Linked DNA regions of Mus musculus: region 2 is linked to region 1. The links are chromatin contacts, found by Hi-C or POLR2A ChIA-PET in ENCODE. All regions are on one chromosome and are shown on one strand. The core of a region is the stretch at or near the end of the contact, and the rest is flanking DNA. Distances in the headings are between cores, read along the strand shown. Region 1 holds the start of Crlf2 (cytokine receptor-like factor 2). Region 2 holds the start of Zfp932 (zinc finger protein 932).

Region 1 (2,751 bases), core at 125-2,624:
GGGGGCAGGGCGGGGATCAGGGGAGCAGCCCGTGACGTCAGCGCGTTCCAGAAGAGCCATCGCAGCCATTTCCCTGACTCAGACCCTTGGCTAGGGCGCTGGGAGCAGGCCGGGCCTCATTTGCATATGCACTAGGCAGGGGAAGACAGAGGAAGACATTCTGGCTCGTACGCAAATATAGGGAATGAATATGTAAACGAGAGGCCCAAGAACTGTAGCGGTGGGCGACACCTCATTTGCATATTCACAAACAGAGAAAAGGAAAAGGATTGGGGGCTCATGAATATGGAAAGCGCTTCTCGAATATGCAAATGAGCAGCTAGCAAGTCGGAGCCTCATTTGAATATACATGATCGCAAAGAAAGCGGTAGGGAAGCGGGGCTCACCACTATGCAAAGCGACCAATGGATACACAAATGAGCAGGCAGTGAACCAGAGTGGAGATGGACTGGGGAAGCATTCTTTGCATATTCATGAGGGGAAAAGGATGGAAGACTTTGTGGCTGGTGCATATGAGAATAGCAGTATATGATGAGGAGCGGGCAGATTCAATTTCGGAGATCTGAGGTCTCATCTGCATATTCATGATCAGGGACGTTGGAGCAAGACGTTGAGGCTTGTGCATATGTAAATCGTGGGGAAAATATGCAAATGCATAGTGATCCATATGGACAGGGCATCAATTCTATATTCATGAGGGGATGGAAGACAGAAATACATCGCTCATGAATATGTGTATCTCCCGATGGATATGCAAATGAGAAGCGATGAGTGAGAACTCGGTAGGGGCGAAGCGTTATTTGCATATAAGCGGGAAAGCTGTATATGAATATGCAAAGAAGGAGCGGCCCAGAGGCCTTATTTGCATATTCAGGAGGAGGAGCGAGATTGTGGCGGCAGCACTATGCTAATGAGGTCAAGGCGGGGTTTAGGTCTCATTTGCATATTACTGAGGAGAAAGCGCCGAGCGTAGGGGGGGAGGGCGGGGCTCATGCATACGCAAAGATCAAAATGAATATGCAAACGAAGCGCTATCCGATCGCCCTTAGGAGGGCCAGAGGCCTTATTTGCATATTCATGATGGGACGAAAAGCAATGATGGGACGAAAAGCAACTTGGTAGCTCTTGCTCGGGCCCCGCCCACCGCGGCGATTGACAGGCAGCCCCGCCCCCGCTCACTCCTCACCCCGTGACGTCACCGCCGCCGCCGCCGCTGCCGCCGCAAGGAGCCGAGGCAGGAGGATGACCGCGAGTGCCCATGCCATGTCGCCGGCGGGGCCGCGGACGCTGCAGTGATTGACAGCTGGTTCGGTCCGAGCCGGTCCGAGTCGAGGGCGCCCAGGCCGCTTAGAGCCGAAAACGGGAAGCCGGGGGCGGGGGTTGGGGCGACGGGGCGGGGCCACGGCAATAAACGGATGCGGCGACTCACCGACATGGGCGTGGCCCGGCTTCCTCTTCCCATCAATCACCCGGATAGGGGGAAGCGGGGGGGGGGCGGGGGGGGGGGGGTGGACTCCGCGTGCGCCCCGACCACGCCCCTCGCGGCCTGTCCCCGCCCCCAAACCTCCAAGGCCCCGCCCCCGCCCATCTAATCTGCCCGGCTCTTGTGGTGCTTTTTAAGGCTTACTTGTAAATAATAAAAATTGTGTGTCTTTTATCCAAAAACAGAAGGGAGGTGTTGCTCCCATATGTCTGTTCCTCTCTACTTCTTTGTTCTGTCATTTGGTTGCACATTGACCTCACCAAGATGGAGGTGGCTGGCCATCGTGTGACTTTCTGTTCCAGGTCACTTCTGCTTCTCCCTTTCCCAGTCTCTAGGTGGCCCAGCACAAAAGTAAATCGCTTTGTTGAAACTTAAATGGTATGTAAATATTAGATAATAGTGAACATATCTTTTTCTTTGTCTTAACAAAAGTCGTACTTAATCATACAAAGATTTTAAGTAATATACAAATTTGAACTTACAAACAGGGCAGCACTGTGCATTGTTACACCAATTACTAAAGTTTGGTGGAAAATGGTTTCATTCATAAGGACACAAACCTGAAGATGTTGAGAACCGGGGATCTCAATTGAGAAATGGCTACCATCATATTGACCTGTGGTTTTGTGAGTAAGCCATGTACTTAATTAATGATTAATATAAGGTTACCCTACTTTCTGTGAACAGTGACACCTCTAGGTGCGTTGTTCTTGTGATTTTGAGGCCAGCCTGGTCTACAAAGTGAGTTCCAGGACAGCCAGGGCTACACAGAGAAACCCTGTCTCAAAAAACCAAAAAAAAAAAAAAAAAAAGAAAGAAAAGAAAGAAAGAAAGAAAAAAGAAAGGGCACTGCAGCCCTTCCAGTCGGCACCAGCTCCGGGTCACCTTGTGCACAAACTCTGCAGACGGTCCCATGGTCCCCAGAGGACTCTCCACACAATCTTAGGATCACTGGTGAGTGGAACAAAACATCTGTTCCTGCTGCAGACAAACCTCAATTGGGTCATCGATCTGCAGGGAACGAGGTTCCAGTACTTACAGGCAAGCAAGGAGTTGGCATGGATAACAAATAAATATGGACACAAGGGAGTGTGTATCTGGATTATTTTCTCAAAGCAAGCACCAGTCTTTTTGTTTGGTTGGTTTTTGTTTTTTGATTTTTTTTCGAGACAGGGTTTCTTTGTATAGCCCTGGCTGTCCTGGAACTCACTTTGTAGACCAAGCTGGCCTCAAACTCAGAAATCCACCTGCCTCTGCCTCCCCAGTGC
Region 2 (2,751 bases), core at 74-2,573, 440 kb after region 1:
TAAATGCTCTTAGATAGTAACCAGACTTTCTCCTACTCAGAGCACATTCCAAGAGGTTGTTAAAAAAAAAAAAAAATGACCAAAGGGAACTAATGATTTATTATAGGAGCTAGGACAGAAGGTAAAATACTGACTGGGTTTATCTATACAGAACTTCACTTATAACTTAGTTATGGTTTTAAGCCTTCTGTGAACCTGTGGATCTGAGACAAGTGATGGATGTTTAGCCAGATAATCACTCCTAATGGATATGCCTGTGTTGTGCCCACCTCGGCCGGCAAGGAAGACACAACACGGTTGGATTCTTCCCAACAGCCTTTATTGCAGGAACACCTCGATGCTGCTAAGGGGACCTTGGGAACCCAGGGAGGTCTGCTTATATACTCTCAGCCCCCATCCACTCAAGGCAGGCCAAGCCACCTCACCAGGCATGCAGCTTCAGCCAATGGGGGCAGCAGGGGCACGCCTCCACCAAATATGGACTTGTTTACACCGCCAGCATTATGGTGCACCTGCTCTCACGATGGTCGATGGTCATGGCTTATTTTCAGGTGTATGAGGAAGTCAGGTGCAAGTCATAAGACTTAGCTGCAGTCCCGGGCCGCTCCTCACATGCCTGTAAACATTCTCTGTTGTAAACTTCTATTTCAGTTTATGATTTAATTTTCTGTGTAAACTTTTGATGAACTTTTTAACAAGTGATCATGTATGCTGAAAGATGTTTAGGGGCTGAGGACAAAGCGAAGTGTCAGAACTGGGGGGCGCGGGTGATAAATTAGTAAGCCTATTAATTTCTATAAACTATTGTTACCCAAAATCTGTCTTGGATTGTTAGTATCTTGTGCACCCTTCCGCTTATGGGACAGATTGATAACTCCCCTGCAAGTTGAGTAATGGGCTATGCAAGCTCCCTACCTTGATTCCAGGAGTAAGAAGGCAAACAGCCTACAGAGGGAGGGAAGCTCAGGCTGAAGTCAAGACCTGGTGATCACAGGGTTACTGCCCACCTAGGGGAGAAGCAAGCGGCTGAGCAGCGGCAGGTGGAGTAGTGGAGCCTCCCTGGGGCTGCGCGGGGAGACAGATGGGTAGGCTATCGGAGGACAGGCACAAATACTACAGAAATACAAATCCCTGTAGATCTGGAAAAAGTCAGGCACTGGACTTGAAGCTAGGGCTGAGAACCTCTGCACTGTGTACATTCAGCACACCCTAACCCTAAAGGAGGTGCTCGAGTCACTCAAGACTTACTGGCCAATCAGAGCCTCTACGCGGACCTGCCAGTCAGAGGGGAAGGCGGGTTTTCCGGATACCTTGGGCCGGTTTCCCTTAGTAGCTGAGCAGGCTTGAATGGTCCCTTATGCTGTGCTCTCTGTCCTGCCGCTGGATGCTGTGGAGGGTGCTCAGGCAAGCTTGGAAGTTGTGACATGGTGGTGAGTACAGGGTCACTGAAAACAATGGGGAGAAGCAGGGGTCTGAGCAGCGCGATCTGCTGCGGTGGGTCTTTCCCGGGACTCATTGGGAATCAGCGGCCATGTGCGGTGTCCCCTGAGGTCCTAGCCACTCGCGGGACCCAGCTGTAGCCTCTGAATAACTTCACTGTGGGGGCTGCATCTGTGCAGAGCATTTGGCCGGTGTGTAGCGAGATCTTTGGCGTTATTCCAAACTCAGAGAGTCCTAGATTCTACAAATTCTGTTGTTAGCATTTGACATTAAGGTGGACAATCCATTTGGAGTTAACTTTGTGGAGATTGTAAAAGGCATCTCTTGTGCTGGGTAGCAATCCACTATCAAGCTGTGATGTAAAAGAGTAGAATTTATGATGTAAAGGATTTACTAAAGCTTAGCGAATAGTAAGTCACAGCAAGTAGAATTTAGCTGAGGGTGCACTGCCTGTAACATATCCCACAGATAAGTAATGTGCTAACCAGGGCAGTTAGAGTTTAGGATGCTATAATACATATGCACCAGGATTGCCCAGAAATATGGCTCCTAACCACAACAAAGGAATCAAACTTGATTTACAGTAAGCATCTAGGCCCGTCTCCATATCAAAGAGCAGGCCTCTAACCAGCTGCTCAATGGGGCATTACAGGATCACAATCTACAGTAAGGCCTGGTGTGCCTTACTTTTCTTCTTACTTTTCTTACTTTTTTTCTTTTCTTCTTGAGAAAAGCGTAGTTCTGACACATTGGCAAGATGACACATAGTGACAGCCATGTGAAAAGGGAAAAAAGAAAAGAAAAGACAAGAGAAGACAAGACTGTTTTATTGAGTGCAAGCCTGATCCAGCTACAGTTTCCCTGAGGTCCCCATGTCTGGAGCAGGACACAGCTCCTTCTGAAACCCAGAGCCAGTCACAGCCTGGGCCTAGTCCTTGGGAGCTTTCCCTGAGGCCATGGGTATAGAGAGAAAACAGGGCTCCTTTACTTTGTTTTTTTTGTTTTTGTTTTGTAGAAAATGATTTTAATATTTTCAATTGTTAACATTTTTAAAAGAGAATAATTATTTTAAGATATATTTCACTGTTATATCCTCCTTTTCATTTCTGATTTTATTTTTCTGATTTTATTAATTAGGATACTGTCTCTGTGCCCTCTGGTTAGTCTGGTTTTTCTAGTTGATTTTCTCAAAGAAACAGGTCCTGGTTTTGTTGATTCTGTATAGAGTTCTTTTTGTTTCTATTTGTTTGATTTCAGCCCCGAGTCTGATTCTTTCCTGACATCTCCTACTCTTGGGTGCATTTGCAGAGC

What was found. A loop is a pair of places that touch in the nucleus more often than their neighbours do. ChIA-PET counts read pairs that join two places held with the same protein, here RNA polymerase II (POLR2A).
Region 2: a map of T-helper 17 cell shows a loop between it and region 1 (3-fold over the local background). The contact joins the promoter of Zfp932 here to the promoter of Crlf2 in region 1. A Hi-C loop is called at or near these places in 2 of 37 maps with a recorded cell type or tissue (T-helper 17 cell and T-helper 2 cell). POLR2A ChIA-PET finds 5 or more read pairs at or near these places in 1 of 5 experiments (embryonic stem cell).

What each region holds. Positions count from the first base shown.
Region 1 is chr5:109,557,619-109,560,369 of GRCm38, forward strand. It overlaps Crlf2 (cytokine receptor-like factor 2), which reads right to left and starts at 1,375. Exons shown (of 8, transcript NM_016715.4): 1 at 1,187-1,375. The coding sequence starts at 1,265.
Region 2 is chr5:109,995,204-109,997,954 of GRCm38, forward strand. It overlaps Zfp932 (zinc finger protein 932), which reads left to right and starts at 1,324. Exons shown (of 4, transcript NM_145563.2): 1 at 1,324-1,430. The coding sequence starts at 1,425.